Linked DNA regions of Homo sapiens: all the other regions are linked to region 2. A link is a loop called in an ENCODE intact Hi-C map of the cell type or tissue named here. Cell type or tissue: B cell. All regions are shown on one strand. Each heading gives the region's core, and the rest is flanking DNA. Links, peaks and the distances in the headings are about the cores only.

Region 1 (3,449 bases), core at 488-2,987, 260 kb before region 2:
CCTGGCCATTCATGCAGTTAAGTTTCTGTGCCGATGCAGGGCTGTTCTGGTCACAGGATCCCTGTTCCACTCTGGCCTTCAGTAGCCCCCAATCCCTTCCAATAGTCCTCTTCTCAGAAGGCCAGTCATCACTAGAATCCTGTTCCCCTTCTCTAAACATGGGCAAGACCTCATCTTAATGTGATCACTCTTTGCACCCCAATGTTCTAAGGCCTTCTGACATTCCCCCTCTAAGACTTACTTATCTTCATGCCATCCTCTTACATTAGCTAACTTGCAAAATGAAGATGGTAACAAATGCAGGTAGGTCACTGCATTACCTCTGTGAGGTTAGTACTCAATCACTGCATTTGGAGTGACTGGTATCTGATCACTCCAAATGGATCAGGATGGAGTGATCAGATACCAATATACTAACCTTGGAGATACATATTTAGGCAGTAAATGATAACAAAAGCAAATGAACGATATAAACAAAACTCAGGAAATTTTGGGTGAATTACGGAGAGGCACTCAAGAGGTCTCAAAGCTGATTACTGACACAGGAGTGTTCAGTTTTAATGCCATTTAAACTGTACATACACATCTTAATCATTCTTTTGTATGTTTCACAATAAAAAATACCAAGAAAAACTGGGGTAAGAGTCTTGATTCAGCACTTATTAGGTGTGATCTAATGTGGACTCAAGTAACCCTCCTAGCTCACACACCTTTGTGGGGGCCCTATGCCATAACGTATATGAAAGTGCTTTGCATACGGTAAAATGTTTTCCAAGTTGAGGCCTCCTGGGGCAATGCCTTTATCCTTCAGGGCTGACTGTTCAGCTTTTTGAGGACTTTGAAATCCTAAAACCCTACTGCACAGCTTGGCCAACTACGCATACCCCTTAAAAACAGCCTTGGGGACCACCCTCCAAAACAGACTGGGGACAGTGTAGGATGAAAGACAGCCAACCCTTCAAGAGAGCCGAATAGAAACAGGAAGTGAGGGTGGTGCAGTGGGGCAAGCCTCTGGCTTCCAAATCAGTCTGCCCTGGTCCCACTCAAGTCCTAGAGGGACACTCACCAGCTGTCAGGACCTGTACTTTCCACGGGTGAGCGGCCAGGGCCCGCTGGTATGCCCGCCAGAGTGCCATGCTTCCTGTCAAGCCAAGAGGAGAGGGGGTCACCCCCACCGTCCCTCTCCACGACTAAGAAGCCGCCTGACATTCCCTTGTGCCCACTCCCTTCCCCTTCCCACTTCCAATGTGACTTAAAGGGGCAGAGGCCACATGAAGGATGCTTCCCAGACAGCTTCCTGTCGCAGGAGTCGCCTTAGACAATTGGGGAAGAGAGAAAGGCTGTGGGAAGCTATGGACTCCTGGTAGCAGCCACCAGCCACCCCAACCTCATTCCTGAAGCCAGACCACCTGGAAGCCTCCGTTCCCGACGGAGACACTCATGAGGACAGCTTTGCTCTGGCTTCTACCCAGAGCTTGGGTGCCTCAAAAGATAGCTTGGTCCGTCTCCAGATTCAGACTTGGTTGGAACCAGTTTGTAACCTTCCTGAGTCCAGCTCCAAACCGAAAATAGGGCCCGTCACTGCCCGGATATAGGATGACCACACACCTTGTGGGCACTCATGGCTTGCGACGCTTTAAGCCAGAGACCGCAGATCACCCGCCACTCACCTGAGCGCCGAGCCTCCCTCCCACGTGACAGGCTGGCCTAGGAACTTCCGCCACAAGTCCCGCCCCTTCCTCCCAGCGTCCTTCGGATTACGCAGCCAGGACAGGAATGGGGGTGGACCGAGCCATGAATACCCGTGGAGAGCGGCCTAACTCGGCCACCCACTCTGTGAGAGACCCCTTTTCCAGCTGGACTGTGCCGGACCCTGGTGTGGGGCCCGCCAGCCATATTTCTCACCTAAGTTCGACCCTCTGCCTCCTCCTGCCCCTTCTCTCCGCGCGAGACCCGGGCCTCTCTCAATCCGGTAGTCTCATTGTTCAGCCCACCCTCCCCGCATAACTGGCCATAACTACGATCCTTGTCTCAGCAATCGTAGTTAGGGAACTATAAGTTATAGTTAAGTGCGTGTTTTGTCTCTAGGTTCTTCACTGGCCTCAACTGTGAGCTCATGAGTGGGTAAAACTGGGGTCGTTCATATTTGTCGTCCTCATAGCAACTATTTCAGTGCTTTGCCGCAAACAGCCACTTAAGAAATACTGCGTATGTATGATTCTTCCACAGAAAGCATTGGAATTAGAACCTCAGAAGACATTAGGTATTGGCTCCCAAACTAACGGGCTGTGCAGCCTTGGTCATGACTAGACTTGATGTTAAGGCTCTGCATCTGTAAAATGAGGGAGGTTACACTATTGACTTTCCAAACTCGGCTCCTCAGTTCTAGGGATTTTTCAGATGTTTGTGTGTGGGGATGAGAGGGGCAGCATTACTACAGCTGCTTCTCCAACTTTTTTTTCCAAGTATATACTTCTCAAAAGACCCATTTTTAACGGGGCCCACAACTGCATGTTTGAAAACCAGTAAGCTAGGTGATTTCTTAATCCCCTTCCAGCTCTAACATTCTAAGAGTCTGTGAATATAGAGCAATATCCTTTCTAGAGCGTTGGAAATGTCTACAATATCCCTGGCAATGGACTTGTCAGGCTGGCAGGCTTTACTTATCTCCAGGGAGCCCACACGTCAGGAGGCACACTCTTTCAGGCTCTCCACCTGCCCAGCTCCACCCCCAATTTACTCAATTCCTTTATGATTAAGGCAGGGAGACTCCTGCCACAAATCCTGGAGAAACAGAGTAAGGAAGCAAGAGAAGTCAATGTCACAAACATTTAACTAAAATGCTATTTGCAAAACAGCATGCTAGAGGAGTGAACTGACAAAAGTAAATGTAATAGGAGACCAAATGTGGTAGGCTGTAAAGTTATATTCTGAAGTTAGACTGAGTTCAAATCCCCAGCACCACCACTTACTAGTTATATGACCTTGACCTTTTACAGACAGCTTACCCTCTCCAACTCTTTTATCATTAAGTAAAATGGCAATACCTACCTCATACAAGTGACACATGCGAAGTGCCTAAAATGGATCAAGTGCTTAATGCTTGTTTATCCTTTTTCCTCCCTTCCCCCTTGGGAACACAAGGGAGGGAAACTATTTTTTACTGGAGAAAACTGGGAAGCTCTTTGGTGAAGGTGGAATTTGAGCCGGGACCTTGAAGGATGAATTGAACTCAGGTGAAGATGGTGGAAAAAGACACTCTGGCGAAGGGAGGAATATGAGAAGAGGAATAAAGGTAGAGAAGTGTATGAACAATGGATAGTATGAAGTGGGTATATTGGGAGGGAGGGTTAGAAAGAGAAAAGGCTTGTTAGAGAAAAAGAACAAGGTCAAGACTAGGGCTGAGACTCAGTTGCAGAAGCAGGGCTGCCAGCACCAATCTACAGCCT
Region 2 (3,449 bases), core at 582-3,081:
ACTGCAGTCCCTCTAGGAAAAACCATTCCAGTCCTTCTGAGAGAAGCTGGCGCAGTCCGTCTCAGAGAAATCACTGCAGTCCCCCCGAGAGGAGCTGTCACAGTCTCTCTGAAAGGGGCCTTCACAGTCCCTCTCAGAGGAGCCATCGCGGTCCCTCTCAGAGAAGACATCACAGTCCCTCAGAGAGAAGCCATCGCAGTCCCTCAGAGAGAAGCCATCGCAGTTCCTCTGAGAGAAGACATCGCAGTCCCTCCCAGAGGAGCCATCGCGGTCCCTCAGAGAGAAGCCATTGCAGTCCCTCTGAGAGAAGACATCGCAGTCCCTCTCAGAGGAGCCATCGTGGTCCCTCTGAGAGAAGACATCACAGTCCCTCTAAGAGAAGCCATCGCAGTCCCGCTCGGAGGAGCCATCGCAGTCCCTCAGAGAGAAGCCATCACAGTCCCTCTGAGAGAAGCCATCACAGTCCCTCTGAGAGAAGACATCACAGTCCCTCTGAGAGAAGCCATTGCAGTCCCTCTGAGAGAAGCCATTGCAGTCCCTCTGAGAGAAGACATCGCAGTCCCTCTGAGAGAAGACATCACAGTCCCTCAGAGAAAAGCCATCACAGTCCCTCTGAGAGAAGCCATCACAGTCCCTCTGAGAGAAGACGTCACAGTCCCTTGGAGAGGAGCCGTCACAGTCTCTTGGAGAGGAGCCATCGCAGTCCCTCTGAGAGGAGATCTCACAGGTCCTTTGAGAGGAGCCATCGTAGGATTTCTGAGAGAAGTCACAGTCCCTCAGAGAAGAGCCACCTCAGTCCCTTGGAAAGAAGCCGTTGCAGTCCCTCTGAGAGGAGAGGACACAGTTCCTCTGGGAAAACCTGTCACAGTCCCTCTGAGAGAAGCCATCGCAGTCCCTCCGGGATGAGGCAAGGGAGGACCTCTGAGAGGAGCCATCGCAGTTCCTGTGAGAGAACCCGTCACAGTCCCTCTGAGATGAGGCCAGGGAGGCCCTCTGGGAGGAACCATTGCAGTCCCTCTGAGAGGAGCCGACGCAGTCCCCTTAAGGAGGGACTCAAGTACAGTTTCCCTGGAGAGAGGCCCAGCCATAGTTTGTCTAGAGATTTCAAGAATCAAACAACTCTCCTCGGGACCACACATAAAAATCCCAAAGCAGGGCAAGTGTGGAGGCCTGAAGCTACTCGATGAGGCGAGGTCCGCCCCTATTATTCATTGTCCTAAGTCTTCATCGTGCTGCCCTTTCCAGGCTTCTTTCCTGCTCAGCCACTGCCTCCAATTCCTGCGCCCCCAGCGTGGAAAGGCTTCCATTTCTCTCTACCGGGGGGGAGGCGGGTGAGAATGGGTCTGTAATTTCTCTAAGATGAATAAAGGGGCAGTAAATGATCTTCCTGTGCATCTGGACTGAGACCACTGGGCGGGTGGATGGGGAAGGCAGGCTGGAGGGACACGAGGAGTTGTGCAAAGATTCGGAATGAGAGCCAGGGGTTTTGAGGCCCAGCCGAGGCTCCAAGCTCCGCCCCTTCACTCCAGACCCCACCCATAGGTTCCCGGGTCCCGCGTCGCGATCCCAGTGGGGCGGGGTCTCAGAGGAATCGGAGGGTGACTCATCACGTGACTCGCTCCGGCCGCAGCCCCCTCGGAAGCTGCTAGGCGGAAGTAGAAGTTCAGAAGAGGGCTAGGCGGAGCCGAGCCCACATCCGGGAGAGGAGAGCGGAAGTGGCGTTGGTCTGGCCGGAGCCCTTGGGTGAAATTGTTAGGCGTGGAGAGGGAGTGATGTCTTCCAGACTCGGTGCTGTACCCGCCGTGAGTTTCTTGGTTTGACCGTTATGCTTTAGAGGTAGCGCTGTCGAGCCCGGAACACGCGGTCCCTCGCTTTTGTCCCATGCTGAGTTGGTTTTATCAGAGGCCATCGTAGGCCCCACCCTTCTAGATCAGATCACCTGTCCCTTTTTCTTTACCCACGTTCTGCTGCCTGTTCCCCACCTCCTTGGATTTAATTCCTCGCCACATTACCATTAGTTTCTATTCCTTTTACATCCCCAATGTCTCTCATATCCGTTGTCTTTTCTTTTGGCCTCCCTTTTAGAGCCTGGGACAGGGCTTTGAGAATGGGGGAAGACGAAGGCTCTGGTATTGTTACCCGCCTTTGCACTGCTGGAAGATAGGACAGCATATTTTTCCTAAAAGGTGTTGCCTTCTTGTGTTTGAGGTGGTTTCCCCGGGAGAACTTCATTTCTTCTGGGCATAGGGGAATTCGTCTTTTTGTGGTCGAGGTTCAGAGGTCCCTAGCACTCACTCGTGTGCTTGTGATTTGCTAGACTTCGGGACCCACAACCTTTAAGCAGCAGAGGAGCACGAGGATCGTGGGAGCTAAGAAGTAAGTGAGGTTTTCTAAGGTCCTTTTATGATTGTGTCACCAGCGCTGACCAGTAGAACTTCTTCCTGTGATGAAAATGTTCTGTATCTGCATTGTCCAGTATCATAGCCACTAACCCGGTGTGGATTTTGAGCAGTTGAAATGTGGCTAGTGCAACTGAGGGACTGAATTTTAAATTTTATTTGCCAAGTGAGTGAGGTTTTTCTAAGGTTCTTTTGTGATTTTGTGGCCAGCGCTGTCCAGTGGAACTTCTTGTGACGAAAATGTTCTGTATCTGCACTGTCTAGTATCATAGCTACTAGCCCCGTACGCCTTTTGAGCGCTTGAAATGTGGCTAGTGCGACTGAGGGATTGAATTTTAAATTTTATTTAATTTTAACTAACGTTAAATAGCCACCTGTAGCTCGTGGCTATCGGATTGGACAGTGTAGGTCTAAGTCTAGTGTGTGGGAGAAAAACCTAGCTTGCAAAAAAAAAGTACAAATTGTAATAAAAATGGAACCAAAGACTCAGTGGTAATTCTGTATTTCTCCAGACATGAAATTCGTGCTCATAAATACACTGATGAACTTGGGATGGATGATAAAAATGGCCGTAAGAAATCCTTGTATTTTTAAACTACTTGTCTGTAAGACTGGTTTATTATTTAGTACACTGAAGGTGCTTAGTTTTTCCATGGTTAATACAAAAGAAAACATTCTTGTTAACTAGACATTAAATGGATTCATTCATTCAGGTGACATTTACTACATGTTTGCTGTGCGCCAGTTCTGTAGTAGGTTAGGAATACAGGCATGAAAAACAACTAGCAGTCTAGAAGGGGAGATAGGCAAGTAGGTCAACACAGTTCATTGTAATAAGTAAGTATTTTTAAGTAGGAATTTAATTTAGCCTTTGAGGAAGGGGAGTGATAGTTTGGAAGGGAAGGATTATCAGAGCAGGTCACTCCTAAGTAGAAACTTGAAAGTTGAGGAATCATGCAGTTAGTGAGAAGGAGAAAGGTTTTTCAGAACAGAGAACAGCATGTGAACGTGTGGAAAGAGTTAATGGGATAGTAAGTAGTTCTGTATGTC
Region 3 (3,449 bases), core at 488-2,987, 81 kb after region 2:
TATGCTTTCAACTTTTGACATATAGAACGTGAGAGATTTCTGCTGCCTTCTAACTGGTATCCCTTCCTCCAATCTCTCTTTGTATGTCATCTATTCTCTACACTGCTGCTAGACTTACTCTTTTTAAAACTTAAATCAAATGGCTTCCCATTGCCTATTGGAAAAAGTCAGAATTCCTTGGCTTACCATTCAACAAAATTCACAATCTGGTTTCAACTCACCTTTGCAGATTCATTGTCCATATGTCTCTTCAAGTTCAACAAACATTTATCAAATGCCAGGCATTCTGTGTCGGTCAAAGACTGATAATGTGAGATCCTTGCCCTGAAGTGAGGAAGAGAAACAGAAGCAGAATATTTCAATATGAAACATGGTAAGTACTGTTCTAGAGGTATATGGACCTGGGGTACTGGAAGCACAAAGGAGGAGCTTCCTGGGTGAAATGACTACCTTTGTTCTAACAACATTATACTACTCAGTTTCTTGAGAATGCTGTACATTTCCACAATTGACACTTTCAGCTGTGAACTCTGCCAGAAATGCTCTGCCAACCTTGCACATCCCTGGCAGACTCATATTCATTTTTAAGTACAGCATAAGTCCCCACCGTCCGTCACTTCACCAGTGCATCTCCCTTTCTCTATTCTCACAGTGCTTTGCAAGTCTATGTCACAGCAGTTATCCTTGGATTTTAATTAGTACTTATCGCAATAGATTTTTTCTGCCCGTCTATTTCTTATGGCTGTGGTCTTGTTACAGGGCCAGGCACACAGAAATATCTGGCATTTGTTGAATGTTTACTATATGCCAGACTTCACCTTTTTTGTTTGTTTCTTTTTTGAGACAGGGTTTCACTCTGTAGCCCAGGCTGGAGTGCAGTGGTGCAGTCATGGTTCACTGCAGCCTCAACCTCCTGGGACCAAGCAATCCTCCCACCTCAGCCTCTGGAGTAGCTGGGACTACAGGCGCGCACCATCAAACCTGGATTTTTTCTTTTTTTTTTTTTTTTTTGGCGAGACAGGGTCTCGCCATGTTGCCCAGCCTCCTCTGGAACTCCTGGGCTCAAGCAATCCTCCCGCCTCAGCCTCCCAAAATGTTGGGATTACAGGCATGAGCCACCGGTCTGGCTGGCCTTTATTGTTTGATTCAATTCTTCCAACAACCCTATGAGGCTAATAATCTTATCCCCATTTTTCAGAGTGAGGGCTGAGGCCTAGTGTCTTGCCCAATGTCACAAATGGCGAGGTCAAAAATCGACAGTCTCCAGAGTCTGCTCTCTTAACCACTTAACTATTCTGCCTTAATAATTTCAGAAAAAAAATAAATGAATGAACGAAATAACAAAAAAGTCGCCCTCTTCCCTTACTTTACCGAAAGGAGCACGAAGAACAGGCACGGAGCCCAAGGAATGCCCAAGTCCCTCCAGGGGTTTCCTCGGTCACGGTCCGCCGGCGCAGGCGCCAATCACAGGGTCCTGAGGTCGCCTGACGTTCAGGGCAGCCGGAAGACGGGGAGGTCTGGACCTGAACCGAGACAAGGAGGTACCACACTATTCACTGCTGCGTCGCAGAGCGGGCTGGGCGGCTGTCTGGACCTCGAGAGGCCTGAGGCAAGGATCGCGTCAGACCCCGAAAGCTGGTTTGTTGATTAGTGATCTAAGACCGCCGGAAGCGCTTCTTCTCAATCAAGCTATGCAACAGGAAGTCATTACGATCCCGTTGTAACCTCTAAATATGTCCCCGTTCTGCACAGCATCCCGATAACCGTTTTGTTTTTCTCATATTATGACCTTCTCATGTTAGCACCACTTCGCAACGCTCCAGGTCGTGAAGGAGCAACTTCACCATCGCCGCCTACAGACGCCACTGGGAGCTTGGGAGAGTGGGACGTGGACAGGAACGTAAAGACCGAAGGGTGGGTTTCGAAGGAGCGGATTTCGAAGTTGCACCGGTTGAGGATGGCTGACATTCTCTCTCAGTCAGAGACCCTGGCGTCGCAAGACCTCAGTGGGGACTTCAAGAAGCCAGCTCTGCCGGTGTCCCCAGCGGCGCGGAGTAAGGCCCCGGCCAGCAGTTCTTCAAACCCTGAGGAGGTACAGAAGGAAGGGCCCACTGCGTTGCAGGACTCCAATTCTGGGGAGCCCGACATCCCTCCTCCTCAGCCGGACTGCGGTGATTTTAGGAGTCTACAGGAGGAGCAGTCGCGCCCCCCGACAGCGGTTTCTTCCCCTGGCGGTCCAGCCCGGGCTCCCCCCTACCAAGAGCCTCCATGGGGTGGCCCTGCCACAGCCCCCTACAGCTTAGAGACCCTGAAGGGCGGCACTATCCTTGGCACCCGTAGCTTGAAAGGGACGAGTTACTGCCTTTTCGGGAGGCTGTCTGGCTGCGACGTGTGCCTGGAGCACCCTTCGGTGTCTCGGTACCACGCAGTGCTGCAGCACAGGGCGTCCGGCCCTGACGGAGAATGCGACAGCAACGGGCCGGGCTTCTACCTCTACGATCTGGGAAGCACCCATGGCACTTTTCTCAACAAAACTCGCATCCCACCTCGCACCTACTGTCGAGTCCACGTTGGGCATGTTGTTCGCTTTGGAGGCAGCACCCGGCTCTTTATCCTGCAGGTAGGTAGAAAAACCTAGAATTGAAATTTCGGGTTCATTGGACTGCGTTCTTGTGCTTCTTAAGCTTTGGATGAGGAAGAAGAATCTCCCACTCAGCGATTACGAAAGTGAAGGAATCAAGTCTGGCCTATCATCTTCAGACGGCTGTACACATTGCTATATTTCTGAAAGTCATGTTCACAATCCCGAACTCTAAAATAACTTGTTTGGCCAGGCGCGGTGGCTCGCGCCTGTAATCCCAACACTTTGGGAGGCCCAGGCGGGAGGATCGCTTTAGCCCAGGAGTTTGAGAGGAGGCTGGGCAACATGGCAAGACCCTGTCTCTTAAAAAAAAAAAAAAAAATTAGCCAGGCATCATGGTCCCAGCTGCTCAGGAGGCTGAGGTGGGAGGATCACCTGAGCCCAGGAGGTCAAGGCTGCAGTGAGGTGTATTACAGCCACTGCACTCCAGTCCAGCCTAGGCGACAGAGCAAGACCCTGTCTCTAAATAAATAAATAACCTTTTTTTCCTTGGTTCATCAGGGACCAGAGGAAGACCGAGAGGCAGAATCCGAGTTAACAGTAACACAGTTGAAGGAATTGCGCAAGCAGCAGCAAATATTGTTGGAGAAGAAGATGCTAGGAGAAGACTCAGATGAAGAAGAGGAAATGGATACCTCTGAAAGGAAGATAAATGCTGGTAGCCAAGATGATGAGATGGGTTGCACCTGGGGAATGGGTAAGAAATTAAAATTGCTGCCGGAGGTTAATATTTTAAGTTCATTACAAGTGGTACCCTTAAATGTTTTTTTAAATCATACAGCTTTTCATGGCTCCTTGAGATAGATAG

What was found. Peaks named below come from ENCODE experiments on the same cell type or tissue, not always from the same donor. Only the 100,000 strongest peaks of a DNase experiment are listed, where the experiment ranks them.
Region 1: it touches region 2 in a loop (20-fold over the local background); 2 of 110 quality-filtered maps call a loop at or near these places.
Region 3: a loop joins it to region 2, with 2.7 times the contacts of the local background. A loop is called at or near these places in 5 of 110 quality-filtered maps.

Annotation. Positions count from the first base shown.
Region 1 is chr2:27,321,382-27,324,830 of GRCh38, forward strand. It overlaps MPV17 (mitochondrial inner membrane protein MPV17), which reads right to left and starts at 1,716. Exons shown (of 8, transcript NM_002437.5): 1 at 1,671-1,716; 2 at 1,067-1,141. The coding sequence starts at 1,136. RefSeq lists enhancers at 1,111-1,160, 1,171-1,260, 1,271-1,320, 1,371-1,430, 1,553-2,525 and 1 more. In B cell, for the core only: no CTCF peak of the experiment used is centred there; DNase peaks (open chromatin) are centred at 1,130 and 1,720; H3K4me3 peaks cover 1,939 bases; H3K27ac peaks cover 1,784 bases.
Region 2 is chr2:27,581,341-27,584,789 of GRCh38, forward strand. SPATA31H1 (SPATA31 subfamily H member 1) reads left to right here. Exons shown (of 5, transcript NM_032266.5): 5 at 1-1,382. The coding sequence ends at 1,187. It overlaps ZNF512 (zinc finger protein 512), which reads left to right and starts at 1,702. Exons shown (of 14, transcript NM_032434.4): 1 at 1,702-1,802; 2 at 2,318-2,376. The coding sequence starts at 1,773. RefSeq lists an enhancer at 1,500-1,949. In B cell, for the core only: no CTCF peak of the experiment used is centred there; a DNase peak (open chromatin) is centred at 1,641; H3K4me3 peaks cover 1,915 bases; H3K27ac peaks cover 2,038 bases.
Region 3 is chr2:27,661,958-27,665,406 of GRCh38, forward strand. SUPT7L (SPT7 like, STAGA complex subunit gamma) reads right to left here and starts at 1,657. Exons shown (of 6, transcript NM_014860.3): 1 at 1,372-1,657; 2 at 222-324. The coding sequence starts at 235. It overlaps SLC4A1AP (solute carrier family 4 member 1 adaptor protein), which reads left to right and starts at 1,932. Exons shown (of 14, transcript NM_018158.3): 1 at 1,932-2,620; 2 at 3,143-3,338. The coding sequence starts at 1,958. In B cell, for the core only: no CTCF peak of the experiment used is centred there; a DNase peak (open chromatin) is centred at 1,814; H3K4me3 peaks cover 1,979 bases; H3K27ac peaks cover 1,788 bases.